Linked DNA regions of Mus musculus: region 1 is linked to region 2. Evidence: chromatin loops called from intact Hi-C (ENCODE). Cell type or tissue: left cerebral cortex. All regions are shown on one strand. Each heading gives the region's core, and the rest is flanking DNA. Links, peaks and the distances in the headings are about the cores only. Region 1 holds the start of Gm35019 (a long non-coding RNA gene). Region 2 overlaps Grhl2 (grainyhead like transcription factor 2).

Evidence for each region. A loop is a pair of places that touch in the nucleus more often than their neighbours do. Peaks named below come from ENCODE experiments on the same cell type or tissue, not always from the same donor. Only the 100,000 strongest peaks of a DNase experiment are listed, where the experiment ranks them.
Region 1: a loop joins it to region 2, with 3 times the contacts of the local background. A loop is called at or near these places in 27 of 42 quality-filtered maps.

The regions. Positions count from the first base shown.
Region 1 is chr15:37,898,943-37,915,390 of GRCm38, forward strand. It overlaps Gm35019 (a long non-coding RNA gene), which reads right to left and starts at 9,034. Exons shown (of 7, transcript XR_383951.4): 1 at 8,709-9,034; 2 at 691-974; 3 at 245-256. In left cerebral cortex, for the core only: a CTCF peak has its summit at 7,295 (motif pointing left); DNase peaks (open chromatin) are centred at 6,567, 7,257 and 7,698; H3K4me3 peaks cover 916 bases; H3K27ac peaks cover 798 bases.
Region 2 is chr15:37,349,334-37,365,781 of GRCm38, forward strand. It overlaps Grhl2 (grainyhead like transcription factor 2), which reads left to right. Exons shown (of 16, transcript NM_026496.4): 15 at 9,037-9,101; 16 at 11,404-14,236. The coding sequence ends at 11,518. Among named protein-coding and RNA genes, the nearest start is that of 4930447A16Rik, 68 kb to the right of the region's middle. In left cerebral cortex, for the core only: a CTCF peak has its summit at 7,817 (motif pointing right); no DNase peak of the experiment used is centred there.

The sequences.
Region 1 (16,448 bases), core at 6,034-8,533, 550 kb after region 2:
ATTTCTAGTGGATTCTTGCCTAACACGTTGGTTTACCACATGTTGTGGGAAGCAATAAAAAGGAACCTTGCCATGCTATGGCCAGTCAAGCACTGGTGGGCAAGTCTCTCTGACTCAGAGCTCCAAAATCTCTCCACCCAGATAAGTTCCCACTGGCAGGTCACTACCACACCAGCCCCGTGCTTCAAAACTCCTACATCCTTTTGGGGGACACATCAGGCAAACCCATGCTTTGCTGCCATACCTTTCTCTCTCTCTGGAACACCGCCGAGCCACCACATGAAGGAAAACAACACAAAGTTAGTTCAGAAACAATGGTAACTCAATCACTGACTACAACAACGAGAATTCTAATCTTGTAAGCTTTATTAAATGTAAATCCTCCTGTGGCAAATCCTGGCAGATTCACTATCTAAACTGGGAGACACTAGTAGCCAGATCTTGTCCTTTCCCTGTCTCTGTCAAAAAACCCTTCTCCTGCTTCCTCTCTTCCTCTGACCAACCCCGGAAGTCCCTGTGTTTCCATTTTCTTGACATAGAAAATATATTTCTTTTTTTTTTATTCTCTAAAATTTTTCTTAAGGACTTCACCCTCTTATCTTTAAACCAAATAGTTTTTCTTTCTTTCTTTCTTTCTTTTTTAATTCAGTTTCCCTTCTCTTTTATAGTTTTCTAAACTCAATACCTTACCTGCTCAGATGTCTGTGGCTTTTCAATCCTATTGCAGCTCAGGGTAAGTGCTCCTCTGTCCTTCTGCACATTTCCAGGCTCCTCGGACTAGCATGTATCTGTAGTGGCCAGCTCCACCCTCTCAGCTCAGTTCAGAAGGTTGTCCCATTGGCTTTGCCTCCTGCCAGTTCTAGACAGGCCACTCCCACCTGCTGTGCTTCTGTGAGGGTTCAGGCCTTCACCCAAGGGCACCCATGGGTATTCTTGGTGCCCACTTGCCCTGCCACATTTGGCTGGGCTGCCACCTGTCATCAAGCATCAGGATGGGGGCTCAGTGGGCCTGGACTGGGGTGCTGAATTTCCCATAAGCCTCAGCATGAGTCATACCTTCCACCCAGCAGAGCACTGGCTCCCCAGAGCAGCATGCAACATGAGAAGTGTTTCCTGTGGGGCTGTGCCTTGAGGCTCTGGTTCCTCACTCTACTGCCTCATACAGGCCTCTGCTCTCCCTAGAAGATGGCCATGGTGCACCTTGGAGGGATAAGAGGCCTGTATTTCCATACTCAGCCTCTTCATGTTTTTTTGCCTCCACTGTTCACTGGCTTCTGTGGCCAACCACACCAAACGGAGCAGCCTGCCCACCATCACAGAGCAGTATGCTAAACCATCCTTCCCAATGGCTTCTCAGGCTCTAAACCTGGATAACATGCCCCACATTGGGTGTCATCTATTAAAGTGTTTGTTTTTCCTCCTGGTTCCAAGCTCCCATAATAACCACTCAGACTCAAAATATATTTACAGATATCTAGGCCATATAGCTAGGCTCTTCTCTGATAACCCACTTATATTAGCCTATATTCTGCCATGTGGCTGGTCACCTCTGCTCAGGTATCATTCATCTGTCCTCCTCACATCTTCCCCAGCAACTCTTCCCACACCTGGCTCTTTCCCAGAATCCTCTCTGCCTACCAGTTGTCCCACCTTCTAGTCTACCCTTTTCTATAGGCCGTAGGTTTTCTTAATTGACAGGTGATTCGTCCATAAAATACACAAGCTGTTCTCTGTACACACATTCTCACTTCCTACTGCATCAGAGTCTGTGTGCATGACTTTCAGAATCCATATCCAACGACCTCTTCCCTAAACCACTCTCTCACCTTACCTTAAAATACACACTGGAGAATTTTAAATGTGGTTCCTTCCACAACCTAAATTCCATCCTTATCACTCCAGAAATTAATTTTGGTATCAGATTACCAGTTCTCTGTCTCCCTTTGTATCATGGTTAAAGTATAACCAAACACAAGAAAGAGCTGTTTATCCTGACAGGAAAAAACCCTTTAAGGACTGCATTGTTCACTCTGTCTCCCGCCACTGAACAGTTTGTTATAATTTCCTGTTTCCCTCTAATTGCTTTCTCCCCTGGCTGCTCAGAACCAGAGTTTTAAAGTTGAATTCTTCTCTCTGAGACTAATAGAAACTACAACTATTCACAACTAAAGAAATACTACATAATGCTTCTTTCCCCTTCCCTCCCTTTCCCCCACCCCGTTACTCTCTTCCAGCACAAATAACTGTTTTGACCAATCAGGTGAGTCCATCAACTCATTCCAGCCAGCTTTTCAGACCTGCTTCTTTCTCTTTATGTATTAGCACAAATTGAATAGCAATCAAAATATGAGTTCACATTTGTCACCCAATGACATTTGAAAGTTGGTCCCCAATCATTATGTAAAGACCTGGCCAGTACCACGGCCTTTTCTAGTCCTTGAGTTATGGACTCTCCCAAGAACTTTATGAAGCAAACAGCTATGTTTTAGAGTGGTTTCAACTTATCTCCTTTTTTCCTGTTTCAACATGTTCCTACAATGGCAAAAACTGATACAGGTGGTTACATGTTGAGACAACTGCACACAGCTGTACAAATTAGAGACCTCTCTGGTAAGGAGAGAGGACTGCCTGCCGTTCCTGCCATAGACTTTCCCCCTTGCTTTCATGAACACTCTGTTAGGGAGGGGTGATTTCTTAACCTTCTGTGTGCTCCAACTGGCCTAGATCAGAGCAGGGATGTAGGTCCAGTGAGAGACAGGAAATGGCCCTTAAGCCTGTTACCCCCTTAGTCTTAGGATTTTGTTGCTATTATGACCAAAGCAAGTCTTATAAAGAAAAGCATTACTTAGGGCTGGCTTACCGTTTCAGAGGTTTAGTCAGTTATTCTGATGGTAGGAAGCATGGCAGCATGCAAGCAGACACGGTCCTTGGGAAGGAGGTTTAAGAGTTCTACATCCAGATCAATGGGCAGCTGAAGGAGACTGTATCACTGGATATAGCTTGAGCATAGGAGACCTCAAAGCCTGCCTCCATGGTGGCACACTTCCTCCAACAAGGCCACACCCACTCCAACAAAGCCACACCTCCTAATAGTGCCACTCCCTATAGCCCAAGCCTTCAAACACATGAGTCTATGGGGCCATAGCTACTCAAACCACTACACATGCTAAGGATTTAGAGATGCATGGCTGGAGGGGCGAGATAATGACCTCAGTCTGTATTGCTTTTGAAATAGGAGGTTGTTTTAATTGAGGTGCATTTATTATAAATGATAGATGCCCTGAGTAAGAATGGCTTAGGTTATCTTGGTCCTTATGTCTCAGAACAGAAGCACAGAGGTGGGAGGTTGCAAGGAAGTGTTGGGAAATGGTTGTGTGCTTTGTGTATTCAGATGCTGATTACTGTGCCCAAAGATCTGGGTAGAGTCTAGACTTTGGCTTTGTTAAGCATCTCCTGTCTCAATATTGCCCAAAATTCATTTTCTATCACCTCTGATTGGTTAGATTAGTTAATAAAGACCTGATCAGCCAATATCTGGGCAGGAGGAAACGGGAGGCAGGACTTTCTAGCCAGTCAAGGGGTCCTGAGGGAGGGGGGGAACAGAGAGAAAGAGAGACTATGGCTGTGTATAAAATTTCTTATACATATGCACAGAGAGTGAGGGGGGAGGGAAAAAGAGAGAGGAAAAACATGGTTTTGTATAAAACATATACATGTAGATAGATAGATAGATAGATAGATAGATAGATAGATAAGGAAAACCCATGGCTATGTATAAAATGTAGCAGAAGATGGCCTAGTCGGCCATCATTGGGAAGAGAGGCCCCTTGGTCTTGCAAACTTTATATGCCCCAGTACAGGGGAACACCAGGGCCAAGAAGTGGGAGTGGGTGGGTAGGGGAGCGGGGGGCAAGGGGAGGGTATGGGGGACTTTCGGGATAGCATTTGAAATGTAAATGAAGAAAATACCTAATAAAAAATTGGAAAAAATGTCATATGCATGTGCATACAATGGCAGAGAGAGAGAGAGAGAGAGAGAGAGAGAGAGAGAGAGAGAGAGAGATCCATTACAGATGTTTGTGTTACAAGCAATTGAAACAACCCACACAGTCTTACTCCTTCATCTTGCTCTGCCAGGTACTAAATTGGTCTGGAGAGAAGAATGCCCCTCCCTCAATGTGTTACCCTCTGTGCTTTGTGCCCCCATGTGGGCAAAGGGTTATGAGAAACACTCTTGAGTGCTACCTTCACCCTCTTCTTTGTCTGGGAGGGTTTGCACAATGGCCTCCATGATACATTCAGGATATCCATTCCATCCATCACCGGGCAAACCTGTCAGGCTTGTCTCCTCCCTCCCTCCAGATACATACTGCAGGCAAACCACCGCAGCTACTTTTCCCAATGACAGGCTGCACCAAAATCCTAATATGTGTGGGGTGAGATCTCCTGGTGCTAAGGCCTCTCCTTGGAGCAGCAATACACATGCTACTGAAGCCCCTTGCTGAGAGTAGTGGGAATTACGCATTATTGGGGTTTATGACTTATGCATTAGCCTTAAAAGGAACCGGTCATGATTACAGCAACAGAAGACATTAAGCCTGCACAGATAATTAATGTGAGACAAGCTTCACTTGCTCTGAATGCCATAGGCAGAATATTGCTTAAGAAAACATAAGGAAATACTCCCCAGGTGGCAAAAATTCTGTGCAATTTAAAATTTTTTTCAACCCTACTTTTGACAATGTTTTTTTCAATGTTTTAACCTCCTTTCTTGCCTACCACCCACCAGAGGTAGTGGAAAAGAAAGGTTAGTAGGCTATGAGAGAAGTGGACCTGTTTAGAAATACTTCTTTGGAGCAAATCTCATCTGCTTGTCAGGAAATCAACAGTTCAGTTCACAGATCAATAACAGCAGCTCCATCCACTCGCAAACACTTCATGGATATACCAGCAGGACAGTTCAGTAGTATCAGGACAGCACGACCTAGCAGGAACAGCCAGGCCTCTGCCGACAGCACAAGTCAGCAGGAGAGAGTAGGAACACCAGGGATGCCAGGAGAAACTCTCGGTGGTGCCTCTCTCAAGGAATCAGCGAAGACGTAAGACCAAGAAGCAGTGCACAGCTAGCTGTACAAGCAAGCCTCGCTCACAGTCTGTTGAGTCTATTTATACTCCCTCCAAACATTACATGTCCTCTACAGGTTTTGTCTCATCATGTGGGTCTGTCTTAGCAAAACTCCACATGATTCTATCTCAGCTGACGTCACTCTGCCAATTGGCCCAGTCCGTGAGAGCAACAGAAGCCACCAGCACACCACCAGAAGTTTTTTGGTGCATTTCTCTCTATGGGGTGACAACAAACTATGCAATGTAAGGCAGAACAATACACGCGTTCTTTCACATGCTTGCTTTAGCAGACCAGCCTTTCTCCTGTGTCTGCTTCAGCTAAATGTTCCTTTACATGTCTGCTTTAGCAAAACATCCTTTCATTTCAGGAAACACTCCTTCACATGTTTGCCCCAGCAAAGGACCATCCAGCACAACTGACTTTCCAAAGAACCCTTACATTTCCACTCCATTGCTGTGTTAGAAATACATGCTAAAAATGTGCATAGCCAGTCTGCAAAAATGGAAAAAAATGCATGAAGAATAAATAAATAAATAAATAAATAAATGCATGAAGAAATTGTTACCAGGAAGGTAGTGTACACCTGTAATATCAAGAAGTGGGATGCTGAGGTAAGAAGATTGCCACAAGTTCAAGACCAGCCTAGGCTATGAGACCCAATTTCCAAAAAGAGAAAGAGAAAGAAAGGAAAGAAAGAGGGAAGGAGGAAAGGAGGGAGAAAGAGAGGGAGAGGGAAAGGAGGTAGGGAGGGGGAGGAGAGAGAGAGAGAATGCTGGGGTAGGGGAAATGGCTCAGTGACTAAAAACGTTTGCTGTGAGGTGTAAGGACCTAAGTTCAAATTCCCAGAATCCACACAAAAGCCTCGAGCACTGTGCACCAGCATCTGTATTCCCAGTGCTTCAGTGGGAGGTGAGAGACAGAAGGCCAGCTAGCCTGGGGTACATAGGTGTGAGACTCAAGAAAGTAGAAAACAAGGACCAACAGCTGGGGTCCTCAGCCCTCCACAGGTACCCTGTGGGGTGAGGTGCCCACATTCACACATGAATGTGCATGTATACACACAAACAGAGACAGAGAGGAAAAAACAGAGAGACAGACAGAAAGAAAAGAAAAACAGAAAGGCGACATGTCATGTGCCCACAGATCGACTTAGCCCTAGCTAACCTATTGACAGTGTTTTCTAGACTAACAGGGATGTTCTAGCATGGAGTTGGAATTTCAATAATTTTGAGAAATAGCTTTGTTTACCTAGCACTGTGCCCTGAGTACTATTTTAAGTACCTTTAAGTACTTGTACCACACAAGAAACCCATACTGTTATTCTGCCCAGTGACAGGTCTTTAACTCAAGGCAGAAATAAGACAAGTAATGTGCCAAAGTCACACAGCCAGTAGGTGCAGAGCCAGAGCCGGAGCCAGAGCTTGGCTCTGCAGCCCTGCTCTTCCTTCCTCCCTCACAATGCGGGAGCACCCCACATTTTGTGGTATTTTCTGTGAGTGGAAAGTGAATGAATGACCTGAGTCAAAACAGAGTTATGTCTCAAAAGATCAAGCCGTATTTAATAATACCCCTCAGCTCCCGAGAAAGCTGCCTCCCACACCCAAACTACAAATCAGTACCCACCACCCATTGGCTTGACTTCACATTGGGATGAATGACCCTCGAGTTTACAGAGCCAAAGGGACTCAACAGCCCACCCCGCTGACAGCAGTTAGAACAGCCCCCTCTCGGTGGGATTCTCCAGAAGTACAGCCGGCTAGGGGCCGTCTTCATTCCTCATCTGCTCCCCTTCCGCCCAGCTGACTGTCCCAGTGACTCTGTGACTGCGCCAGGCCTCCTGACACCTCGCCGGGTTTCTTGGCTTCTTGACAGTTGTCCTGTAACCGCTTATGAAAATAGACTCGTTCTCTTTCAGTCTGAACCAAAAATCAGGCTTTCCCCCTCTGCCACTGTCTACTTGACTTTGGTCTCTGAGCTTCCAGCTGGTCAGGGATGTAATACCCCAGGGGCTTCTTCTGGAATTCTGTTCTGGAGGAGAGAGGCTAAGCCCACAGATCTTTGTGTCCAGGTGTCTTGTGAGAGCGGCTTCCTGAGTCCCTGCAGCGAAGGAGCCACCCTCCAAGCTGAGACACCGGTGGCTCAAGAGCGCCACCGTGTGGAAGCCAGGAACACAGCTCTAAGCAACACAATCCCATAGGTGCTGGTAGCAGGTCTTCCCACGTGAGCCCCAGGAAGTCCCAGGAAGCAGGTTGGAAAAACAGGTAACCATATCTCCCCTTTTTCCCCCGCTTTTCTCCCTCCCTCTTTTCGCCTCCAGGCCCTAGGGAAGGCAAGAGAACGCAGCAACCTCTGGTACCTAGCTTTCCTCCCTCCCCTTGCTGGTACATGGGGCTGGCAGCTCTGAGCGTAACTCATAGCTGGAAAGATGGTGAAACTAATCCTCCCTTTAGGAGAACTAGATAGAATTGACTCAGTAAATTCTCCATTAGCCACATAACAGTAAATTCCCACTGAGTGCAACAGCTCTGCTGGCCAGCAACTAGCAAGGGTGTTCTCACCTCTGCAAGCTTCCCCTGGCTTCTCCCCTGAAGCCTGGCAAGTCTCTGCACACTCATCTCTCACCAGCCCCTTCCAGGCGGGCAACCCTTGGAGGTGGCTACTCAGCAGTGTAGCGCCATCTTGCCTGGGGCTCTCTAAGGAAATTTTGTGGTCTTTGATGTCAATCTGCCCAGAATTCGGGCCTTATCACTTTAAGGTGCAATAGCTCCTGAAACTAACTTGAAAAAGAAGACAGTATTTTGTGCCCTTCACTTATTGTGTGTCGACCCTCCTAGGAAATTAGATCCTGATTTTTGTCTCCAGCGAGTGACCAGGTGTTTGTGAAGAGGAGGGGGAGGAGGAGGAGGAGGAGGAGGAGGAGGGGGGGGGGGGGATTTCCTGCTAGAGTTGTTAGCAAATTAAATGATGCTTGTGGATATCAGGTGAGTAATAATGATGACTGTCTGTTATTCTGACTGTCTGTTATTCTGACAGCACGCTTCACCATGCAACTCATTCTGTGCCTTGCTGTTCACCAGATAACTGTTACTGAGTGTCAGCAACTTGTCACCCAGGACAACACAAGGGTGTTTGTTGCTGCTGCTGTAGTTCTTTTGGTGCTAGACAAGCATTCAACCACTCAGGACAATACAAGTATAAAGACCATAGGTCCTGACCCTAAACTGGACCAGTCCCCAAATCACTGCAACATGTGGCAAAATAATTATAGGTGTAAGGAGTAATAAGCACAGAGAGTCACCATTAAAGAAGGCAGGGGCCACATAAAATCCAAAAAATCTTATTCTACTGTGACCCACTGGCTATTCTGAGTCCTCAAAGATGAGATGATGAATTTTAGTATGCACATAAAATATGCTTGGAATAGAGATTTTATGAGTCTGTTCTTTCAGAGATGGGAAGGCTAATTCTATCTGTATCTCAGATAACTATGCAAAGAACACTGTGAGCCTTCTGAGATTTTAGGATTCAACCAGGTATGATGGTTGGTTAGTGTTATCAACTTGATAGAATCTAGACTCACCTGGGAGGTGGGCCTCTGGTCATGCCTTCGATGGCTTATCTTGATTACATATATAATCAAGATAAGATATATCTTGACTGAGGTGGAAGGATCTGCCTCCATGGGTGACACCATTGCCTAGGCAGGGGATCCTGGATTGTGTAAGTGTGGAGAGAGCATTGAGGTTAGCATGCATGTGTGAATTGCTTTCTTCTGACTGCAGTTGTAACTAACAAGCTGCTTCAAGCTCTTGCTGCTCTGAGTCCCCTGCCATGATGGCTGTAACCTGGACTTTGAGCCAGAACAAACCCTTTCTCCCTTATGGTGCCCTTGTCAGGGATATCACAGCAGTGGAAAAGAAACCAACACAACAAGAAAGATAAGCCAACAGATGGTAAGAATGAGGCTGTCCCTCCTCCCTCCTTCCCTATCTCTTCCCTTCCTCCCTTCCTCCCTCCCTCTCTCATCCCTCCCTCCCTATCTCTTTCTTCCCTCCCTCCCTCTCTCCTCCCTCCCTCCCTTTCTCATCCCTCTCTCCCTCTCTCATCCTTCCCTCCCTCTCTTCTTCCTCCCTTCCTCCTTCCTCTGTCCTTCCCTTTGGTTGTTGATGGTTGTGGTAGTCATCCTTGGTTGGTTGCTTTTTGTTTGTTTGGCTTGGTTTACATTTTTAAAACAATGGTCTTATTCCGTAGCCCAGTCTGATCTTGAATTCACAGTTCTCCTACCCCAGCCTCCTGAGTGCCGGGGATATAGGCACACAGCATTCCACCTGGCTTTTGGTTTGGGTTAGTGTTTTTTTTTTTTGTTTTGTTTTGTTTTGTTTTGTTTTGTTTTGTTTTGTTTGTGTGACTACATAGCCCAGGCCAGTCATTAACTCTCCTGCTGAGACTCTGGACATGCCATACCATGTTTTACTTGTACCTAATACTTTGAAATGAAATGACTTTTTACTTAAATCTTTTCCAAGAAGATTCATCCCCCAGATATGATTAGCAAACAAGTATCAGTTACCCTCACAGGTGAGGCATCCACATACACTACACCTGCTGCAGCCCCATCCCAGCAGACAAACCCACTCTATGACCGATGCTTGATGCTCGGCAAACTGTGGAGCAGCCCCAGGAGAGACGGGCTAGACTCTAAGGTAACACCCACCAGTGGAGTGCTGTGAGTGTGCACAGCTGTGGAGCAGCCCCTGGAGACACAGCTGAGGCTCTAAGGTGACACCTACCAGTGGGGTGCTGTGAGTGTGCACAGGTCAAATGGCACAGGTCAAAGGATCTTTTGGAGTACCACTAGCAGTAGGACAGAAATATGGATACCCTCAGTAATTAGATGAAGAGATTTTGCCATGCCAACTTGGCTGGAATCTTGTTGCAAATATGTGCTAGCATTATGGCCCTGGATAAGGAACTTGACTTCTCTGTGTCTCAGATCTCTTAACAATAATATTGTCACACTGATCAGTGAGCCAACGAAGTGATTTCAATAACATGAGTGCAGAAATCACCCCAGGAATGCCTAAGTTTTCATAAATGTTGATTTTAGTGAAAAATAAAATTCAAGATACATGAAGCATACATGCTTATTCACAGAACTATCATTCTTGATGAGGGACCATTGAGAGCCTGGCTAATGCCTCCACCAGTACTCAGACAACTTGAGTACAAGCAGCTGGAGACTCCTTCAATTACTATTTGTTCCTATGATGTTCAAACTCACAATTTGGGGAAGTGAACAGAAACATAGGGTGTGGTTGTGAGAGCCCATCCATCAGAACACAGAAACAGCAGGTGCACCACACGTGCTTTGGTGAGACCAAGTCTCATGAGAGGCCTTGGGGATAGAACAGCTGCTTCTCTGTCACAGTGTACTAGCTCTTCACTGCCACCTCAGGGCTGCCATTTTAACAAGTCACCTCACCATCGTCCCCACAGTATTTCTCCATGCCCCATTCTCGATTCAGCTTTAGCTGTCTAGTCCTAAACTAGTGAATATCTCCTCGTCTATTTCTTTCTCCTCTTCTCTTCTATCCAAAGCAAGGCATTGCTCTGCAAAGTTCACCTCATGCAGCCTTCCTCCCCAAAGACTCTTCACAAGGAGCCTATGACAGGAGGTAGGACGGAGGCTCTCCTCCATCTTTATCGTCACCTCCTAACCATGAGCATCCTATTCTTTTATAGCAACCTTGCTCTTCTGAGATGAAGACCTCAGTTGCTCTCTCTTTACCTGGTCCTCCTTCAGTAACTTTCTTCCACTGAAGAGCCCCTTGGCTTTCAGAATCCAACTAAAGTACAAACCCTGGACCCTCTTGATCTTGACGTTCTTGGACTTCTCTCATCATGCCTCAGGCTTGTTATACTCCGGATCTGTTCCACGCCCTAAATTAGTAATGGTAGGATCCTACTGTGGTCAGTCTGCCCCTCTCAGAGAGCTTAGTCAACTGTGCATTGCCTCAGTCCTCAGATCTAGTCCTCTCACTGGTGTACATCCAACTGCATTCTTCTCTTTCCTCTATGCATCAAACTGAGTTTGCATATCTAGCGTGTTACAAAAAGCAGCATCCTATCAAGACCCTGAATCTGCTCATCCTCTGCATTGTACTGCATAGAAAGAGCCAAACAAATCCTTAACCCTGTTATAATGAAACAATCCTGTGTTGCATTAAATAACAATAAATCCTGGCAGCAGGTTCACTACCCACTTCAATAGTGCATGTTCCTGAAAGAAAGGCACACACACACACAAGCACACACACAGCCTTTATATTTTAATATGCCTTAGGCAGCACAATAGTTGGACCACTGCCTAATCTCCACTACTAATAATTTTGACTTACTACTTACTAAGCTCTACACTCTATCTTGGCTGCTCTGGACCCAGAGGGTGGCCCAACGGGGTGGAGCTCTGCTCCATGCTCTCCCAGCTCCTGCACATGGTGGCCACGCCTCTCTGTCCTGCACTCTTCTCAGGCATGACATCTCTCTCCTCCACACTCTCCCAGCATGGCATTTCTCCCTTCCTACCTCCTCTTTCTTCCCAGTCCCAAATCCTGGGATCCTAAAGTCCCACCCCTGTCTGCCCTGCCCAGCTATTATTTGTTGACATCTTTATTTACCAATCAGAACCAAATCAGGGCAAGTTCCCAGAAGCTACGTGCAGGCTCTCTTGTATAGCTTTTGGGGGAACATGATTAACGCTCATAATACAAAGAACCCCAATCCTGTGTTCCTGTATTTGTGCCCAGCAGCCAAATACTAATAGATGAAGACAAAGCAGGCCCGTTTGTCCTCCCTCCTCCCCAAGTGTGTGCCCCTCACACCTTCCCCCTTTCTGTCTGTACCCCAATTCACTAAGGATACCACCTTATTATCAGTTTTATAGACAAACCGATTCAACAGAGGAAATGCTCAGTGTATCCCTTTGCAGTGATAGCAGCATAGACTTCCTCCCAAATGGACATCCCTAGAAGGAGACAGGAAGAAAGGAGCAAACAATGAAGTTATCTATTCTCAGGCTTCTCAGCTACTGCCTCCTCAAGCCCTAGGTAAGGCCACCCTCTTCTCTCATTACCACTGTCTGATACAAACACTCCTTCAATCAACTTCTTTAGCTGGCAAGAGTAGCAATCTCTGCTCTGCACTGCCATAGCCCCAGGCACTGGAATCTTCCTGTGGAATCCTGCCTACAACTCTAAATTGTCCTTTAATTAAGAGCAATTAATTAACTCCTTGATTTATTCTAATTTGAGTTTCCTGAAGGGCCCAACTAAAATACTTCTGAGTGTATAAATATCTTGATATTAAAAACTGATACTAAAAAAAAAAAAAAACAACCAAACAAAAAACCCTACAGTCAGTTTAATTGCTAATCAAAACACTTAATCCATATTCTGCAAAATTTAACTTGATCTGTGTCCTGCCAAAAGTAGCCATTTCTCATGTTGATAGCGAAAGAAGGCTGAGAACAGAGTTTTGTGGAGAGCCGGTATGTGCTGCAAGCAATCGCATGTGTGCCGCCAGTAATCTCTGAGGAGAGCCGTGTGTGCCGCGAGCAATCACCATTATAAGATGGCGCGGGCCTCCGCTGTGCCTAACTAGTAAACAAGCCTTGTACGCAGGTGCGAGAGTGAATTCACTCCTAGTCACTCCCATTCTCGGGGTGTAATAGTGGGGTGATGGGCAAGCAACGAATCGGGAGCTGTCACGCCATATCAGGTGCTGAAACGTCACGCTGCGGGTTATAAAAGCAGCGCCATTTTCCCGGTTCGGAATCTTCCTGAGAAACAAGCACTAAAGCTTTTGCCGCGGAAGATTCTGGTTTGTTGCGTCTTTCTTGCCGGTCGAGCGGGACGCAATAGAGTTTGGCTTTTTGGATTCTCTCCTCTTTGTTATCCGCAGATAAAAGCAATCATCTTCTTTCAGGTTCAGTTAGAGAGCCAGAGGGTGAAGGGCAGCCCCAGTGGACCAGGAGCCAGAGAGTGCTCAGACAGGGAGGACACATGTAGAGTAGAAACAGAAGACTCCAGAACTAAGTGGCCATTAGGCCCAGGTATGTGCACATGACTCTCTGATCATTATGACTCCAAGACCAAACCATATACAGAAGTTTGTAATGTGAATTTGTTACATCTGAAGAAAACTCATTTCCCCAGATTCCAGAAGGCAGAAGGAACAAAAGGCTGCCTATGGTGGCTGTTCACACACAAGCACAGCTGGCCTCCAGGCTCCCTCAGTATCACTAGTACTTGTTACACAGTTCTTTTTTTTTTTTTTTTTTTAAGATATTTTCTTTATTTACATTTCAAATGCTATCCCGAAAGTCCCTGATACCCTCCCCCCGCCCGCCCTTTTCCCCAACCCACCCACTCCCACTTCCTGGCCTTGGCATTCCCCTGTACTGGGGCATATAAGTCCAAGGGCCTCTTATGCCATGGATGGCTGACTAGGCCATCCTTTGCTACATATGCAGTTAGAGACACAAGCTCTCGGGGTACTGGTTAGTTCATATTGTTGTTCCACCTATAGGGTTGCAGACCCCTTTAGCTCCTTGGGTACTTTCTCTAGCTCCTTCATTGGGAGCCCTGTGTTCCATCTTATAGATGACTGTGAGCATCCACTTCAGTATTTGCCAGGCACTGGCATAGCCTCACAAGCAATAGCTATATCAGGGTCCTGTCAGCAAAATCTTGCTGGCATATGCAATAGTGTCTGGGTTTGGTGGTTGTTTATGGGATGGATCCCCTGGTGGGGTGGTCTCTGGATGGTCCTTCCTTCTGTCTCAGCTCCGAACTTTGTCTCTGTAACTCCTTCCATGGGTATTTTGTTTCCCATTCTAAGAAGGAGCAAAGTATCCACACTTTGGTCTTTCTTCATCTTGAGTTTCAAGTGTTTTGCAAATTGTTATCTTGGGTATTCTAAGTTTCTAGACTAATATCCACTTCTCAGTGAGTACATATCATGTGTGTTCTTTTATGATTATGTTACCTCACTCAGGATGATATCCTCCAGATGCATCCATTTGCCTAAGAATTTCATAAATTCATTGTTTTTAATAGCTGAGTAGTACTCCATTGTGTAAATGTACAACATTTTCTCTATCCTTTCCCCTGTTGATGGGCATCTGGGTTCCTTCCAGCTTCTGGCTATTATAAATAAGGCTGCTATGAACATAGTGGAGCATGTGTCTTTATTACAAGTTGGAACATCTTCTAGGTATATGCCCAGGAGAGGTATTGCTGGATCTTCTGGTAGTACTATGTCCAATTTTCTGAGGAACCTCCAGACTGATTTCCAGAGTGGTTGTACCAGCTTGCAATCCCACCAGCAATGGAGGAATGTCCGTCTTTCTCCACATCCTCACCATCATCTGCTGTCACCTGAATTTTTGATCTTAGCCATTCTGACTGGTGTGAGGTGGAATATCAGGATTGTTTTGATTTGCATTTCCTTAATTAATTAAGGATGTTGAACATTTTTTCACGTGATTCTGAGCCATTCCATATTCCTCAGTTGAGAATTCTTTTTTAGTTCTGTACCCCATTTTTAATGGGGTTATTTGATTTTCTGGAGTCCAGCTTCTTGAGATCTTTGTATATATTGGACATTAGTCCCCTATCAGATTTAGGATTGGTAAAGATCCTTTCTCAATCTGTTGGTGGCCTTCTTGTCTTATTGACAGTGTCTTTTGCCTTACATAAGCTTTGCAATTTTATGAGGTCCCATTTTTTAATTCTTGATCTTACAGCATAAGCCATTGCTGTTCTATTCAGGTATTTTTCCCCTGTACCCATATCTTCGAGGCTTTTCCCCCACTTTCTCCTCTATAAGTTTCAGTGTCTCTGGTTTTATGTGGAGTTCCTTAATCCACTTAGATTTGACCTTACTACAAGGAGATAGGAATGGATCAATTCGCATTCTTCTACATGATAACCGCCAGTTGTGCCAGCACCATTTGTTGAAAATGCTGTCTTTTTTTCCACTAGATGGTTTTAGCTCCTTTCTCAAAGATCAAGTGACCATAGGTGTGTGGGTTCATTTCTCGGCCTTCAATTCTATTCCATTGATCTATCTGTCTGTCACTGTACCAGTACCATGCAGTTTGTTGTTTTTTTTTTTTGTTTTTTTGTTTTTTTTTAATCACAATTGCTCTGTAGTACAGCTTGATGGCAGGCTTTGTGATTCCACCAGTGGAACTTTTATTGTTAAGAATAGTTTTTGATATCCTAGGTTTTTTGTTATTCCAGATGAATTTGCAAATTGCCCTTTCTAACTCGCTGAGAATTGAGTTGGAATTTTGATGGGGATTGCATTGAATCTGTAGATTGCTTTTGGCAAGATAGCCATTTTTACTGTATTAATCCTGCCAATCTATGAGCATGGCAGATCTTTCCATCTTCTGAGATCTTCTTTGATTTCTTTCTTCAGAGACTTTAAGTTCTTATCATACAGATCTTTCACTCCCTTAGTTAGAGTCACACCAAGGTATTTTATATTATTTGTGACTATTGTGAAGGGTGTTGTTTTCCTAATTTCTTTCTCAGCCTGTTTATCCTTTATGTAGAGAAAGGCCACTGGTTTGTTTGAGTTAACTTTATATCCAGCTACTGCACTAAAGCTGTTTATCAGATTTAGGAGTTCTCTGGTGGAATTTTTAGGGTCACTTATATATACTATCATATCATCTGCAAAGAATGATATTTTGACTTCTTTATTTCCAATTTGTATCCCCTTGATCTCCTTTTGTTGTCTAATTGCTCTGGCTAGGTCTTCAAATACTATATTGAATAGGTAGGAAGAAAGTGGGCATCCTTGTCTATTCCCTGATTTTAGTAGAATTGCTTCAAGTTTCTCTCCATTTAGTTTGATGTTGGCTACTGGTTTGCTGTAGACTGCTTTTATCATATTTAGGTATGGGCCTTGAATTCCTGATCTTTCCAAGACTTATCATGAATGGGTGTTGGATTTTGTCAAATGCTTTCTCAGCATCTAAGGAGATGATCATGTGTTTTTTGTCTTTGAGTTTATTTATATAGTGGATTACGTTGATGGATTTCCATATATTAAACCACCCCTGGGGATGAAGCCTACTTGATCATGATGGATGATCATTTTGATGTGTTCTTGGATTTGGTTTTCGACTATTTTATTGAGTATTTTTGCATCGATATTTATAAGGGAAATTGGTCTGAAGTTCTCTTTCTTTGTTAGATCTTTATGTGGTTTAGGTATCAGAGTAATTGTGGCTTCATAGAATGAATTG
Region 2 (16,448 bases), core at 6,649-9,148:
ACAAGCCAGGAAACAAATCCAGAAGTAAATGCAAGGAAGCGTATGGAATATAGCCCTCCTAATGAAACAGGATTTTTCTTATTGTTTGTTTTTTGTTTGGAGACCAAGTTTCACTATGTAGCCCCAGCCAGCTTGGAATTCATTGTGTAAACAATGATGGCCTATATAATTCAGAGCCCCACCTGCCTCTGCATCATGAGCACCAGGACTAAAGGCTTACGCCGCCTCGCCACCACCACCACCACCATCACCACCACCATCACCATCACCACCACCATCACCACCACCATCACCACCACCATCACCACCGGATTCTGATTTTATACTGATAAGGAGCAGATATTGCAAAGGGGTCTAGAAGGGACGAGCCAAGAGATTTATGTATGTATGTATGTATGTATGTATGTGTGTATGTATGTATGTATGTATTTATTTAGGTTTTTTGAGACAGACTTTCTCTGTGTAGACTTGGCTATGCAGGAACTGGTTCTGTAAACCAGGCTGACCTGGAACTTACAATAGAGATCCACTTGCCTCTGCCTCCCAACTGCTGAGATTAAAGGCGTGCTTGATTACCACCTGACTGAACCTAGATTTCTTTTTTTTTAATGACCTTGCAGTTGCTAAAGGATGAACAAATGGCCTACAAAAGTCTGTAAAATATTAAGATTTGTCGGGGTGTGGTGGCGCATGCCTTTAATCCCAGCACTCTGGGAGGCAGAGGCAGGTGGATTTCTGAGTTTGAGGCCAGCCTGGTCTACAAAGTGAGTTCCAGGACAGCCAGGGCTACACAGAGAAACCCTGTCTCGAAAAACAAAAACACAAAACAAAATTAAGATTTCTTTGAACAGCACTGGCCATTTCCATACCCCAGTCTGGCTTTTAAGAGCAGATGAAAGTGGTGTTTATGGCACGTCTGAAGGTTATTTCAAGTTCGTGCTGAGTCCTTCCTGCTGGAGATGTAGATTTTGCTGAGAATCTAAGCTGATCTTGATTCTTGCTTCAACTTCCCGAGCTCGGATATTATGGGATTGTAGGCATGTACCACCAGGCCTTGCAGGAATCCATTTATATCTAGTTCCTCAGGACATTTTGCAGGGTGGGTAATACAGTTCTAAACCAGGTCCGAATTGCTGTGTTATGCTGGGATCATTCTGTTTTTGGTCGTTGGTGTCTTCTTGTTTCCTTCTATAACATCTGGTCAGTTACAAAAATGCTCTGCAGACGTGCTCACATAGTATCACTATGGAACCAAAGGTCACCTCACTCTTTCCAATGGCAGCTCAGCAACGGTGGCCTACACTTCCCTTGATTCACTTCAAGGGGATCTCCTCACACCTGCATTGTTTTGGTAGATGGTGATTGCAGGCGAGACAAGGTCCAAGGTCCAAGGTCCCTTTGAGCCGCAAGGTGAAGTCAGGTTCACTCCATGGCTCTGGTCAGATTCTTCAGGCAATTCTGTCTCCATCTCCGCTTCCTTAAAGTCCCAACACAATCTGCGTGCTTGCTTCTCCAGTGTTGTCTTGAGAAAGGTGGTCAAGACGAGCTCCTTCGGGGCCCTTGGGATATATGGGCTGACAATAAGCTATAAACTGGACCTTTAGGAACTATAGGGGCACCATGGAAGACCACAGAACTTCAGCATGTTATGTCTTTTGAAGAACATTAGATCTTGCTAATGTAGTGGATCCTCTGAGGACTAGGACTTTTTATTACACTGACACTTACCAGTACATGTTTGATGTTATAATATATACGTGCATGTATATGTAATATACATATATAACATTCATATGTATTCATAGCTGTATTTATATATATTGAACATATAAATTATACATTCATCTCTCCATATCTAGAATTTGTTCCACAACACTCTATAGTACCAAACTTTTATATAAAATGGCATATTTCTCTATACTTCCTTCCAAATGCTTTAAACTATCCCTAGTTTATACTACCTAATAATTGTAAATAGCATTGATTAGCAAATAATGACCAAAAACATTCTGTACATATGTAGTAGAACACATAACTTTTATAAAATACTTTTTATCTTTGGTCAGTTAGACCTGTGGGTTCTGAACCTGTATTTACAGAAGGCAGACTGTGAGTGTATATGTGTGTGTGTATAATTTATTTATTAATACATACATACATATATATATGCATACATATATACATATATATAAAGTGACATAACTATGGGTGATGTGTGTTTGTGCAAAATAAGTCCACATGTGTAAATGTGTAAATACTACCGTTTAGTGGTCAGTATTATAGTCTTTGGCCTCAGAAAACTTCTGTTCAAAATCTGGCAGTATTCCTTAGCAGCTAGGCAATGTTTCTTAGCCTGCTTTTCATTCCTAAAATGGAAACAATATGATAATCTGGCTCTCAGGGCCGTGGTGAGAACTGAGACGATGCCAGCAGGTACCTCTCTGGCCCCAGTGAGCCATAATGATGGCACTGGCTGCTTGGTTTGTTTGTTTTGTTTTGTTTTTAGCAAACCAGGCTTTTGAGTATGAACCAGCATCAGAAAACACACAGTGCTGTTCAGATTCTGGGTCCTAAGATTGTCTAAGAGGATGGAAAGTTCTTTTGGATCATAAATCCATTGTATAAGTAGACAGTAACCTACCCTTGTGATGTGTCTGCCAAGATGGGGGAGGGGGAGCATGATGGGGGAGGGGACAGGGAATGTTCCTGAGTCAGAGGAAGACACCTGCACCTGAGAGATGGACTTCATGTGTCAGTTTGTCCAGTGTCCCACAGAAAACTAGCCCTCAACACAATATGGCAGTGACCCTTGGCCTTCATATTTTGTTTTGACTCAATTCAGAATAATGCTGTCATTTAAAGTTTATTAATTTTTTTGGTGACAACTCAAAGTCTTTCGGGGAAAATAAAAATCGATCAAGTGAGGCTAGAAAACCCCTGAAGGAGCTTCTTTACGTGAGAGACATTGTCCATTTGGAGCCATCTTTGCCACTGTTGTTAGAGGAAAATGATTTTTCCGTGGGCACAAACAGCCCCACCCCCTACTAGGAACATAGTAGGGCTTACTTCTGTAGGTGGGCTCATTGAGGTGGGCCCCACACACCTGGTTTAAAAGATGCCAACTCAGCCCCAGTCACAGCCTTTGCTTCTGGCCCCACCCCCTGTGGCCTCCCCTCAGATTTCCTGGGAGTGGATGAGCAATCACAAAAACAGCAAGTTCTTTGCTTGAACACTGATGTTTGAGAACCACGACCTGGTGCATGTAGTTTGTCCCTGGTTCTTCACTAAGCTATTTCCATGGAGTGGGAGCAAGTCCTCTTATCTGTTATGGGGGGGACCTAGACTCCTGCAGTGTGTTTTGAAGCTAAGGAATGCCTGACCCCCTTAAGCCATTTCCTGAGTATACCTCTGTGGGTGTGGAATTGGCCTGGACTCTCCCCCATTGGTCCCTGGTAGTTTGGGAGGACCAACCACTGTCTCTGTTGAGGAAGGAAGTCCTCTAGAGCCAACAGACTCACAACTCCAACATAAAAGTGTGACCCCTGTAAGGTCCCTGTGCACCCTGCAGTTACTGCTGAGACAAGGCCACCTGCCTGCTAGTCAGAGTCCACATTTCCAGATGAGCTGTTTGAAAGGAGGACCTCAGCATCACCTCTAATATGGAGTCATCAGAGGCACTGAGCTGATGGGGTCACTCTGTGGTGAAGCCTGGGCTGGCCTGCACAGGGAGCCTGCTCCTGCTTTAGCTGAAGCCTGGGCTGGCCTGCACAGGGAGCCTGCTCCTGCTTCCCTGTCCGATTCCCCATCTTCAGCCATGGGTAACTTAGATATATGTGCACTGGAAGGTAAAGGGCCTTGAAAAAAGCCTTTTACTTATTTTAGGGTGGTTTTTGGCATTAGCAGACAAGGTGTTAGATGTCATTAAAATGTTTTTTGAACAAAGCACATTTTAGCAGATTCTCCCTTAGCATCCCCCACTTCCTGTCTCCATCCTCTTTGGAAACCATCTTTGTTTTTTTGTTTGTTTGTTTGTTTTGTTTTTTTAGTGGTCTTTTTAAAATTTCTTTCTCTTTAAAGAAAATTATTAACGTGATGGGATGTGGATTTGTCATTTAGAAAGAAGAGAACTGTGTTCCCACCCCTCCTTCAGGTGTGAACTGACATTTGAGTCAGAAGGTAGATTCATGAACCATTTAGGGGTGGTGACTGTTTCTGTAGCCCACACAGATTTCCTAAAGCCTGTGAGCCAGGCCATGTGATGACGGTGGGTTAGCTCTGGTAGCTGAAACAGGGTATGCTTACGTCAAACCAAAAAAACAACTGTGTGTGAACATGGGCCATGGCATCTGTGGAGGTCCGAGAACAACCTGAGGTCCCTTCTCACCAGACTGAGCCTCACCAGGGTCCATCTCTGGTTGCTACGGTACACGCTGTGTTAGCAGATCCAGGGGGCACTGAGGCTACAGGCATGCACAGTGTGGAAACCCAGTCTCGGGTCCTCATACATGTGGCAAGTACTCCAGCCACTGGGCCACCTCCCCACCCTGCAGTTCTTGGTGTGTAATGTTTCCTGTGACTGTCTCAGAGTTTGCTCTGCTCTTACCACACGCACGCACAGAGGCAAGGTGAGCGAGGAAGGAGCCTTGGGCGAACGGGCCCAGCCTCACTGGAGTTAAACCATGGCTGTGCCGTCTTCAGCATGCTGGAAACCCTAGATTTATGAGAATTAGACGTGATCTCCTACCACACAAAAAAAGAAGAATTGAATTATTATTTAGCCTGTGACTAAACACATGGTGGAAACACATGTTTTCATCTGCCTGTTTGAGTCACATGATACTGAGGATACATTATGACATAATTAAGTTTTATGGTAGCAGCAAGGTGTTGTCTGTTTGTATTGGTGGTTCAGATTGACTTTTATGGAGCTGGGATTAAAACGAAAACATTCTTACATTTCTATGCTTTTTAAAGAAACCAAATTTCTAAAATTTTCACTACACATTCCTATTCAAACCACCACAACTCAGTAACCTTGTAGAGTGAACTTTGACCTCTGAACCTCAAAGCTTGTTCTGGAGACCAGCGAAGACACTCACACCTCAAGGCCTCTGCCTGTCTGTCCCCTCGGCTAAGAAACGCTCTTCCACCGTGTCTCCATGGGCCACGATTCTAGGTCCGCTCACCACAGCTTATCAGAGTGGCTTCCCAGACCATTCCCAGGAACAATGCCTCTTCAGCTCTGTGCCTCCTCTTGCTGTATTTCACTTCACCTTGGTGTCTTGGTCAGCTTTTAATTGTCTGTTTGCCATGATCTAAGTCACCTAGGAAGAGAGAGCTTCAGGTGAAGACTTGCCTCAGTCAGGTCAGCCCGTGGCCGTGTCTGAAGGATGGTCCTGACTGATGATTGACAGGAGCAAGAGCCAGTCAGAAACCCGTAAGCGTATTGCTGCCGCCCTTAGGGCTCCTGCCTTACTTCCTGCTTGAGTTTGTTGACTTTTGGCTATAGAACGCTATTTGAAGCCTAAGCTGAAATAAACCGTCTTCCCAAGTTGCTTTTGGTCAGCATGTTTTACCACTGCCACAGGAAAGCAGATCACCGGACATAGCTAGTACTTGTTAGGTGTTCTTACATCTTCTCCAGAAGAATGTGGAGTGCAGAGGCGTTTGTCTCTTGTGTCAGCGGTGTCCTCAGATCCTCAGGTGCAAATGTCTGTCGGCTCTATTTGCCATCTGCAGAATACATCCCATGCTGAGTGCTGCAGGCTTCTCACACACATTTTGTTTTTCATTTAATTATCATCATAACCTGTGTACGTGGGATGGAAATTGCACCATTTTACAGATAAGGGAACTGAGGTTGGACAAGATTGGTGCCTCTTTTCCCAAGCTCTTCCCAAAATGCTGGAGCCACCCTAAGCTCTCAGCCAACTTACTTCTATATAGACGGATGTCCATATGTTAATATCTAAGAAGAATGGACAATGTAAGACTCACAAAGAATAGGGGGAAAAGAAGGATCAATAATAAGTAAGCATTTAGGCAAGAGGCAGGTTAGCATTGATCGGCCCAGTCATGAGTTCAGATCCAGTTCTCAGAGACTAGAGAGCAGCCTGCTGCACATTATTTCTTGAGCTATTCCCTCAGCACAGCTGGCCACAACTACAGCTTCCTAATCTGAGGTTTTGGGGTACTCAAGAAGGTGCAGGGGAATTTGGGTGAGATAGACGCCTCAATGGGAGGAGAGTAGAAGTCACATAAGGAAGTGTTTCTGAGAGGCTGAACATCTCTGATGAACCTCTCAAGTTTCTGTTTCTTGTTTTATTGAATTATGGTGCAGTTGTCCTTGTTACACGTCTGCATGACAGTCTCTTTGGGAGATGCAATATGTATGTGTGCATGCGTTTTGTTATATAAACTAGATCAATCATGTTATTCTGATTATCTATTCGACTTCTTGATTCTGAGTCAGGTAAGTCTTCCATCATTCGTGTATCTTTCGAGGCCTGGTATCTGGGATGGTTTCCTGGTGCTGCTGTTGGGAACAGTTTCTTGACTGCTATCCCTTGTTCTTGGATTTTGCTTCTGTTGACGTCAGGATGCTACATTTCTCTTTTATCCTCCTGTTCATTTGTTTACTTTCTTTCCCAATGGGAACTTCCAGCACAAGTTCTGTCCATTTTCTTTGCTGCCTCCAGGCTCCTACTAGAGCCTTTCATTTATTTACATGGTGCATGTGGGGGTCATCGAATATCTTGCAAGAGTCAAAGTTCCTGCCTTCCACCTTGTAGTTTCTGGGACTTGGCCTCAGGTTTCCAGGCTTGGTGGGAAGGCCCATCTCACTGGACAAACAAACTCTTTTGCTCATTGGGGCTTATTGTGACTGTGTGGAACCCTCCTCAGGCCCTCTAACACCCTTCTTCTCTGTCCTCAATCCAGATGTATTGCTTCTGGCTGTACATAGAGTTCTTTCTGCCCTGTGGTAGGGATGGGAGGGTAGGGTCCTGTGGAACAGACGTTCCTCAGGATCTCAGCTCCCTAATAGGGTTCTTCAGTCCCTTTCTAGCCTCTGTTGCACTTTCTGACTGGTCCCAGACCTCACCTGCTTCAGATGCCCGGGAGCTCTAGCAGTAATGTAGAGAGGGCATGGCACAGATTTGGGGTAGATCTTTCCAGAATCCATCTCTCAGCTCTTGCCATGTTGTACTTACAAAAATGATGCAGTCGTAAAAATAAGCCCTGCGGAATTATACAAAGTACAAGAAGCGTGAATCTGGCCAGTTATCAATGGTAGCTACCAGCAGTAAGTTGGTATGCCATTTAAATATTTCTGTACATTTGAGCCTATGTAAAGGTTAAAAAATGCAGACATGATTATACTATATATACAAATATTCACTTATTTCCTCCCATCTAATATACTAAAGATTTTCAAAGTATAAGCTGATATTAGCATCCCATATTTTTAAATGAGTTCTGTCAAGAAAATATCAAGAAATTTAATGGATGTTTATTGTGGCATTTTCTCTTTTATGAACAGTTATGCTCTGAAGGTCTCTGGGTATGAGGGTGTTTCTGTATGTCAGATTGCTAGACGTGGAGTCTGTGGGTCAGTGTGTGTATGCTTGTAAAAACTATTCTCCTGCCAGACTTACTTTCCAGGAGGCTGAGGGTCACTGTCCCATCTACAGAACCTGAATGCCCTCACCAACGTTAGATCATGACTTCCGCTTTGTCTTGTTTTAGATTTCTTTTTAATATGTCAGTGTGTCTGCTATGTGTGTGCAGGTACTTAGGGAGGCCAGAAGAGGGCACCAGAGCCCTTGGAGCTGTGAGCCAAACACAGAAAATGCTTTAATCTGCTGAGCCACCTCTTGCTCCTTATTTGCACTTTTGATAGTTAAGTTAAAAGTACCACACTCCTGTTGTTTTCATTTGAAAAATTTAAATAAAAGTGCAGTACAGTTTTCACGTTATATTTTCCAATTATAGTTCTCTTCTCGGAAATGCCCTGTTATTGTGTTTTCTCTCCTGCCCTGTTCCCCATCGAGTTTAACAAAGCAGTTTGCTCTCATCTGTTGTTTGCGTTTTAAAATGTTTCCCAGCATGTTATTTTCCTTTGTGGTTTGAGCAACTGATACTTTAAAATGACACATTGTTATTGCTGCTGTTAGCCTTGGTTTACAGGCTTCAGTGTCTCCCTGGAAAAGCCGAACTTTAGGATGATAGTTACACAAAGAATTAACTCACGTTTATTTTGTTCCCGCACTTTCCTGGTCCCTTCTTTCATATTGAAATCTTTCATTTGCTTGAACTTTTCTCACTACCTATCGAGGCTGGTCTGGAGGGCACTGTGTAGCTCACGTAGCTCCCAGGCCTCTGGCCCCTGTCTCTGAGCTCTGGGAATATAGCTGTGTACTGCTACATCCGGCTCCCCGATCTCAGGCTCGCAGTCTCCCTGCCTAAGTGCTGGGATCACAAGCATGTGCCACTACACCTAGCTCTCTTGAAATCTGTTCTCATGTATGGCTACCCATTTAATCCCCCATGGTGATTGGAGGCTTTTTAAAAATACTATCAGAAATGCTACTTTTATCAAGATTGTTTTGCTGAGTGATTTCAGATCTGTCCAAAGGGAGAATCAAAATAAGGATGTATAGACTCTGTGATACCTGCTCAGACTGTGTGCCCATGGCTGGAGCTGCAACTCTCCTTTCTTTTCTCTTCCTGCTAAGGGCAAAGGGGTATGACTTGATACAAAGAGTCAGGGGGCAGAGTTAGTTAGGTTGCAGCGACCCTTGGTTGCCAACTATGACTTAGGGTCCCATTCACTTCTTGGAATCTCATTTTGTTGATCTACAAAGCCAGTGGCTTGGTTTGAATGATCTTGGGAGGTAGTTCACGGAAACCCAGGCTTTTGTCTTAAATGAACTGTTCCAGTGTGTCTCATTAGGAGACTGTTGTACTGAGTGGAATGTGCTTCTCCTCTGTGTGCCCCGTTCTCTGCTGACCCAGTTCCCTGTTATTTATTTTCAGCTGTCTGAGAAGTATGGGCTGCCAGTGGAGAAAATCACAAAGCTTTATAAGAAGAGCAAAAAGGGGTAAGAAAGAAGCCAGGCTCGGCTAACCGCCATGTCTGCAAGGTGCAATTTTAAAATGGCTTTAGTTTTTGTGATGTCCTTGGCCCATGAGGCTAGTTAATGACCTTTAGTGATTGAGGCAGGGTGACCCATAGTGCCTCTCCAGGATGTTACCTGAGGTGCTCCCATTTGGTGACAGCGAGTGTTATAAGTGGGCTGAAGTGGTCTGGACTTGGTGGGGACACTGGGGAAAAGAAGGTCAAAGAACCACATGGAACTTTTTACATTGGTTTCTGGGTGACATAGTAGGGACAAAATTTAATTGGGGTCAAAGAAAATTATTCCAAGGTAATCATTAATGAAATCTCAAATGGTTCTCAGACCTGCTTGCCCACATTGTTAAGAGCAATCAGCCCTTCCTGGTTGGGTGGCCAGGTGGCTCTGGGTTCCCTGCTCAGAGCTTCATCTCTTTTCTCTCATTAATATATCAGTTTACTGATTAGAAAATGAGGCCAGGGCTTGCTTGAACATCCTGCCCCAGGTGTCACATTCAGTAAACAACACAAATTCAAGGGAGGGGTATAGAAGGAGTGTGGGTGGCCTGTGGCCTTGAGACCTACAGATTCGCTCACATCTGCCCCTCCCCCTCAAATGTATTTTTTTTTTTTTATGAATGTGAGTACACTGTCACTCTCTTCAGACACACCAGAAGAGGGTGTTGGATCCCATTACAGATGGTTGACAGCCACCATGTGGTTGCTGGGAATTGAACTCAGGTCCTCTGGAAAAGCAGTCCGTGCTCTTAACCGCTGAGCCATCTCTCCAGCCCACTCAAGGTCTTTCTAAGGCTTTCTCTGCCAGAGTGGATGCCTTTAAACTCTTCTCTGGACCTTTTCCATAAACTATGACCTGGGGTTCTCAGGCTTTCTGAATCTCGATCCTTTGGCTGACCGAGCATCAAACTTGAGCTCTTGTTGGAAATGCAATGAAGGTGGGCTGCAGCTTTTCCAAAGTCAATGCAGTCTGCTGGGGACTCTATTTTGAATGAAGCCTCAAATCTCACAGGCTAGAGAGCCTCAGTGTGGATAAACACCCTGCTGATAACACTGACTTCCTTTTGTTTGTTTGTTTGTTTTTGTTTTTTGTTTTTTGAGACAGGGTTTCTCTGTGTAGCCCTGTCTGTCCTGGAACTCACTCTGTAGACCAGGCTGGCCTCGAACTCAGAAATCCGCCTGCCTCTGCCTCTCAAGTGTTGGGATTAAAGGCGTGCCACTACTGCCCGGCAACACTGACTTTCAGCCTTGAGTCTAAAGTCCTATATATACAAGGCTTTTATCCCAACAACAACCCACTAAGCATGGGTGGTTCTTATTTCTGTAAAAGAATAAACTGAAGCTATGACATTTCACCTGCTGATACCACTATAAAGTGGTTCAGTGAGTTGTTCCCAAACGAAAATCTCCAACTAAAGAGAACGAGACAGACTCAGGCATGTGTTGCTCTTCCACAGGACCCTGGTTCAAGCCTCAGTACTCATATGGTCCCAGATGATTAAGTGTCCTCTTCAGAACTCTGACAGCAGCATACACACATATGATACACATACATATGTTCAGGCAGAACACTCATATATAAAACAAAAATAAAATTAAATACAAAATATTACAGACTCTGGAAGTTGGTTTTCTTGAAACCAAACTGCAATGGAGTAGGCAGCTGAGGAGAGGTGGAGTAGCTTAGGGGTGTGGAGTAGGCAGCTGAGGAGAGGTGGAGTAGCTTAGGGGTGTGGAGTAGGCAGCCGAGGAGAGGTAGAGTAGCTTAGGGGTGTGGAGTAGGCAGCCTAGGAGAGATGGGTAGCTCAGGCAAAGCCAGCTTCAGACCCAGCTCAGCTGTTCACTGCCTGGGTGAACCGGGGAGCCCTTTGCTGAGTTGTTTCTTATTTGAAAAGTGCTAATAATAAAAACTTACCTTTAAAATTGCTAAGCAATTTTTTGTGTACTATCTTTTACTGTACACATGTGTTCAGCCAAGGGCAGCTGAAGTTCATAGAGATCTAAGTGTGTTTGGTTCGCTGCTAACTTCTTTGAGCCTCCATTGACTAATCTGTAAAACCGTAGGGTTGGGCCAAATGATTTAGCAGCCTGTGTAACAGGAACCCCTGAGGGTAGTTCAGGGAAACTGAGCTCTGCTTTCTTTAACCTGTTTTGAGGGGGAAGAAGCTAGAAGGTTAAGGGACACACCTCCTGAAGGCTGGCCTTGCACGGAGCTCTCTGTTCACTGACTTTGTTTCTTACCCCACCCCATCTCATCCCAACTACGGCAGCATCCTGGTCAACATGGATGACAACATCATTGAGCACTATTCAAATGAGGACACCTTCATCCTCAACATGGAGAGCATGGTGGAAGGCTTCAAGATCACGCTGATGGAGATCTGAGCCCTGGGTGTCCCCTCGATAGGAGCTTTTGGTATACTCCTTCCTGGGAGAGATGGGATCTCTGCCGCCCCAGGACCTGGAGACCCACCCATCTCACTCACCTCTCAAGACTGTTACAAGACTGCTGGGAAGGGGGCAGGGCCCAAGGCCCAGTAATGGACTTCCTTCAACTCTTCCACTTGCTCCCTATGGAGCTGAAGCCTGAGCCCCTCAGCAAATTTCTTTGAGCCTGGTAGGCCCTTATTTATTGCCCATTTCCCTCCAAGAGCCCTCCAGGACTCTGCAAGTTACTGATAGCTCCATGTGAGACTTCCAGAGTTCCCCCTTCAAGGGAGATAGCAAGTCCACTCATCTCGAACCTGGGGAACTGGTGTGTTTTTTTTTTCCTTACCTCTCCACATTTCTTGAGTGGTTGGGCCAGATGAGCTGCTTCTTGGTACAGTCTTCATGGATGGGGTAAGAAGGACACCAGTTTGCTGGCCCCAAACCTTCGGATTGCTCTGAGGAAGGTCATTTTGCTAAATACCTCCAGGAGACTCTCAGCAAATAGCCACTGGGCCTTGTACAGGAAGATATCGTGCTACCATGTCAGTAATAAGGAACCCGAGTATGCCTGATGACCATGTACATAACTTATACAAAATATTGCAATAATATATTTTACCTATGGTTGGTGGGCATGTTTACTGCCATTGGCCTGGAGGAGACATACCTGGAGAATCAGAATGTTCTACTCTATCCAGAGGTGGTTAGGAGAGTGGTCTTTGGGATGTCATATGATGGTGGTGAATGCCAGGATGGACTCTCCATTGGGCCATGCCTGAGGACTTGTTTCCCCAGAGCCCTCTTTCCTCAAGCATGACTCTCCCTGGAGGCCATTGTGGGTTTTTTGGTGATATATTGTCTCAGCACGCCCTTTGAGCTGTCTGGGAAGGGCCGTACTGTTGGTGCCTTCTCTAGCTTTGGTGTGGGGCATCTCTTGAGCCTTGTGCAAAGTCTCTGCAGAGGTTTGCCTCGGGGCCCTGTCACTGAGACCTGCTGCAGAGCTGCTTGGCCGACGTGGGGATCCTGGACACTGTAGTGCCTCATAGTTTACAAGCACGTCCTTCATCTCAAGTGGCCCCTTTAAAAACCCACCTGCAGCTTTGTGAACTGAGCCAGCGGCCTTGCTTCTGATGGGAAGAAGTGAGGATGTCCACCCTGGCTGTGGGAAGCGTGGAAGCCCTTGCACTTCTGAAACCAACTCTGGGAGGTGTGCTGGAGAGCTAAGGCTGTCAAGAGAAAATGGCTTACCTGAACAGTCACGCAAGCATGCCCCATGGGCCTCTGTTCTCTTTGAGAGAACAGGTCAATAGTTCTGTTTTAAGGATTGGTATGTGCCCCTGTGGGCCGAGCACTAGTTTGGATAGCCAGGCACATCCCATCCGAAAGCCTGGATAATGGAACAGCTTCTATGGAAAGGTCTAAGTTTGTCTGCGAAGCACTTTGATGTTTTACCTGGAGGCTCTGCTCTCCGGCCCCTGTCTTCTTGCTCTACCTGTCCCGAGGCCCAGAATAGCTGAGGCTGACTCCAGCCAAGCTCTTGCTCTTCAAAGCTGCAGAGAAATTGAGTGGGTTGGAGAGTAGGTGCCGTAGCCAAGAGGATCCCAAAGGCTAGCAGGGGCACCTTTCTGAGAGCCCACTGGACTCCTTATCCCTCTTTGTGTTGCCAAAGGTTTGCATCCTGAGCTATGCTCTATTCCAGCCCCGCACTCCAAATGCCGCTCCTTGAAACTAGCAGTCTAGGGACACTCCAGGGTACGAGTGGGCCTCTGGTCTAAGATGGACAAACTCTGCTGGAAAGATATGCTCTATGCGCTCCCTGTGCTATAGCACTTGGGGCTAGCTGCAAACGTGATTGGCAGACCTTAGAGGTGGGCTCAGGATTCCAGAGTAGGGAGACAGATCTGTAGCAACCTGACAGGCTACCAGCTCTGGAAAATTGCTGGTCTGCTCTAGGGCAGAAGACAAACCAGAGCCAGCGTTCCCTTTGTCCTGAGTCCCTACAATCCATGAGATAGCCATTGCCAGAACAAGGGATAGGAAGCCACAAAGCATCAGGACAGTGTCAGGTCCAGGATGTCTGCTGGTGGACTTCCATGTCGCTGTGCTGTCTGAGCTCTGCTGTGCCTCGTTTCCTAAACAAAAACACTCCAGACACATAGAAAATGCTTGCCTTGCCCTGAACTAATCTCACCCAAACAAAGAATTTTTTTTTTTTTTTTGGTAATCTATAAAAGATGAGGGACACATGAAGCAAACATTTCATTCTATGTCCCCAATTGTCAAAACTTCCTCAGTGTTTAGAAATTGAACCCAATAGAAAAATACTGAGTGAGCTGTCATCTTGAGGTTGGTTCCTAAAAGACTAAGGCACATCCCAATGTAGAAACCTGGGAAGTTTGAAATGAATTAAAACATTTTTCCCCTCATATTTTAATAGTCATAAAAATGCAACAGGAAATAAGGGTTTGTGCCAAATTCTAAGAATGGCCCTTTCTGAAGGACAAGCAGGGGAGACTCGTGTGTACAATCTGTTCCCACATTAAAAAAAAAAGAGTAAATGTAACTTAATAGTTTTGTAAATGGGAGAGGGGGAATCTATAAACTATAAATATGTTATTTTATTTTTTGTACATTTTTAAGAAGAAAAAATAAATATTCACAACATGAGTCAAACAGCTCTCTAGTACTTTCTGTGTGATGACAGTCGGTGTTCTTTGCCTTCGAGGAAGAGTCTCTGTAGATGGGGTCTGGGTCTTGACCCTTCAGGCCCTGCTTACAATGGAATACAGACTTGCTCTTCCAGCAGCCCCTCCCCCCCACCCTGATCTTACACCAGACCTATATGGAAAGAGGGCCACAGGTCAGCAAGAAGCCTCCTCCAGTGTGGCTCTGGCAGGCTCCAGCACAGTTGCTCTTGATTGGTCCCTCAGGTGAGTTCTGTGGACTGTTTGACTCTGCTTCATTAGATCTGTACCCACCTCTGCAGAGATCTAAAGCCACATGGCTCACCCCTCAATTCCATCTCCACACTTTGACCCTCAAACTCATACCTCAGAGTACAAGGCTGTCCTGGTGCTCCCGTGGAAACCACCTACACTGCCCTAGCTGTGGTCTTCAATGGTCTCCTAAGAGCATCTATTCCAACAGCTAGCTTGCTTTACAGCACCCCTCCCCGCCTCCAGGCACAGCACTAGAATCTCGAATCAGAAAAGCCTGCCCTGGCTGACTTCAAGCCCAGTGGGATCCCCGCTCTCTGCTCACATCTAGGGTAAGGAAGATCAGGCCTTGGGTGGGGCATTTGGGGGATGTGTGGGGTCACCACTTGGCTTCCTTTGCTTGTAGATGTTAGTGTGAACTATGCTTCTTGGATGTTAGTGTGAACTATGCTTCTTGAACTGGGGGAGTTCGTTGGTGCCACAATCCATCTGTTCCCAAAGGTCCTCTAAATGAGTGCATGGTCAGCACTGGGAAATCAGGAATTAGAGGAAAGAATGGGTGGGGGTCTCTGATGAGCCAGAAGCAGACGAGAAGATGTGAAAAGACACTGCAGGTGAACCCTGTGCTCACTGGGCATCAAATATCCATCACATCAAATATCCAATGATTTGCCATTGGTAAGAGCTAAAGTATTTACAGTGGTGTTCAAGGTGGGATAGAAGTTTGCAACTGATCGAGTCAAACATTCCCCTCTGGTAGTTGCTGACAGTGCCTCTCCAACTTACACACACCTCCAAGCCTACAACATGTACACTGACCATTGGACACTCAGCATGAGCCTACTCACGTGATGAGACACTGCTACTGAAGTTCAGCTGGATGATGGCCGAATGGCCATTTGCCTGCCTTCCTGGCGATGATGTGTACTGCTGAGAATTCTTATTAGCATATATTCACTAAGATATTTTCATACATGTATAGTTTGGTCTCCTCCATCCCTGATTACCCTGTCTTGACCCCCTTCCTTCTGATCCCCTTCATTCTCCCTAACCAGTCTACTTCATTCATATGTCTCCCATGTGCATGGAGAGAGAGGGAGAGGGAGAGAGACTGACTGACTCAGTGGAGTTTAGAGTCACTCATGTGAACATGGGAGAATTATTTAGAGGCACATATCCACCTCAATCCCACTGTTACACCAAGTTCCAGCATCAAAGGAAATCTCTCCCCTTCTCCAGCAACTGTTCATGCAAATAGCTCTTCAGGGAGGGGCAGAGCTGTAAGGCTCTCTCCTATCCTCAACCCTCACTCCCTTCCGTCCATGACAGAATGTCTATGGGCCTACTCTTGTGCACAATGGTGAACATTTAACTACGGGTTGGGGTTGGCAGGTCCAGCTGCATTGCACTTTGAAGAGTTTTCTCCCAGAGAAATTCTGAGAGAAATATCAGCTATTCCCTGGAAAACTCATGCAGTTGGTGAATGGCCAGCCTGGTGCACCCATGGCCTGGGTGCTTCGAGCTGCCCGGTAGTTAGCTCCTGACTGTCACTCTGTTTGCATCTTAGAGATGTCTCGGACCATGTATCACGTTTAACACCTAGTAGGAAAGATTCCCAGACAACAGGCACATTGAAATGTGGCGAACTGTCTGGGTTGTAGGTATACAGGCTCCTTAGGGACTCCAGCCAGCTCTTCATCCCCATCATGGATGACTTGATGTGTTTCCGACATTACTTGTACAGAGACTACCTGTGTGCAGTAGGAAAAGCCGCCTCCACATCTCTACCTCAAAGGTCGAGTTGGCCTATGAGGGGCCCCCTATTGTAGCTCCTAATCTAGGGAGCAAGATACAGACGTACATCCTTTCTTACAGCAGTCGCCTTTAGGGCTGCAGTCATGGCCAGTGTTAGCTGCAGAGTGTGAACAGCTTTATGTGGCTGCAGGGAA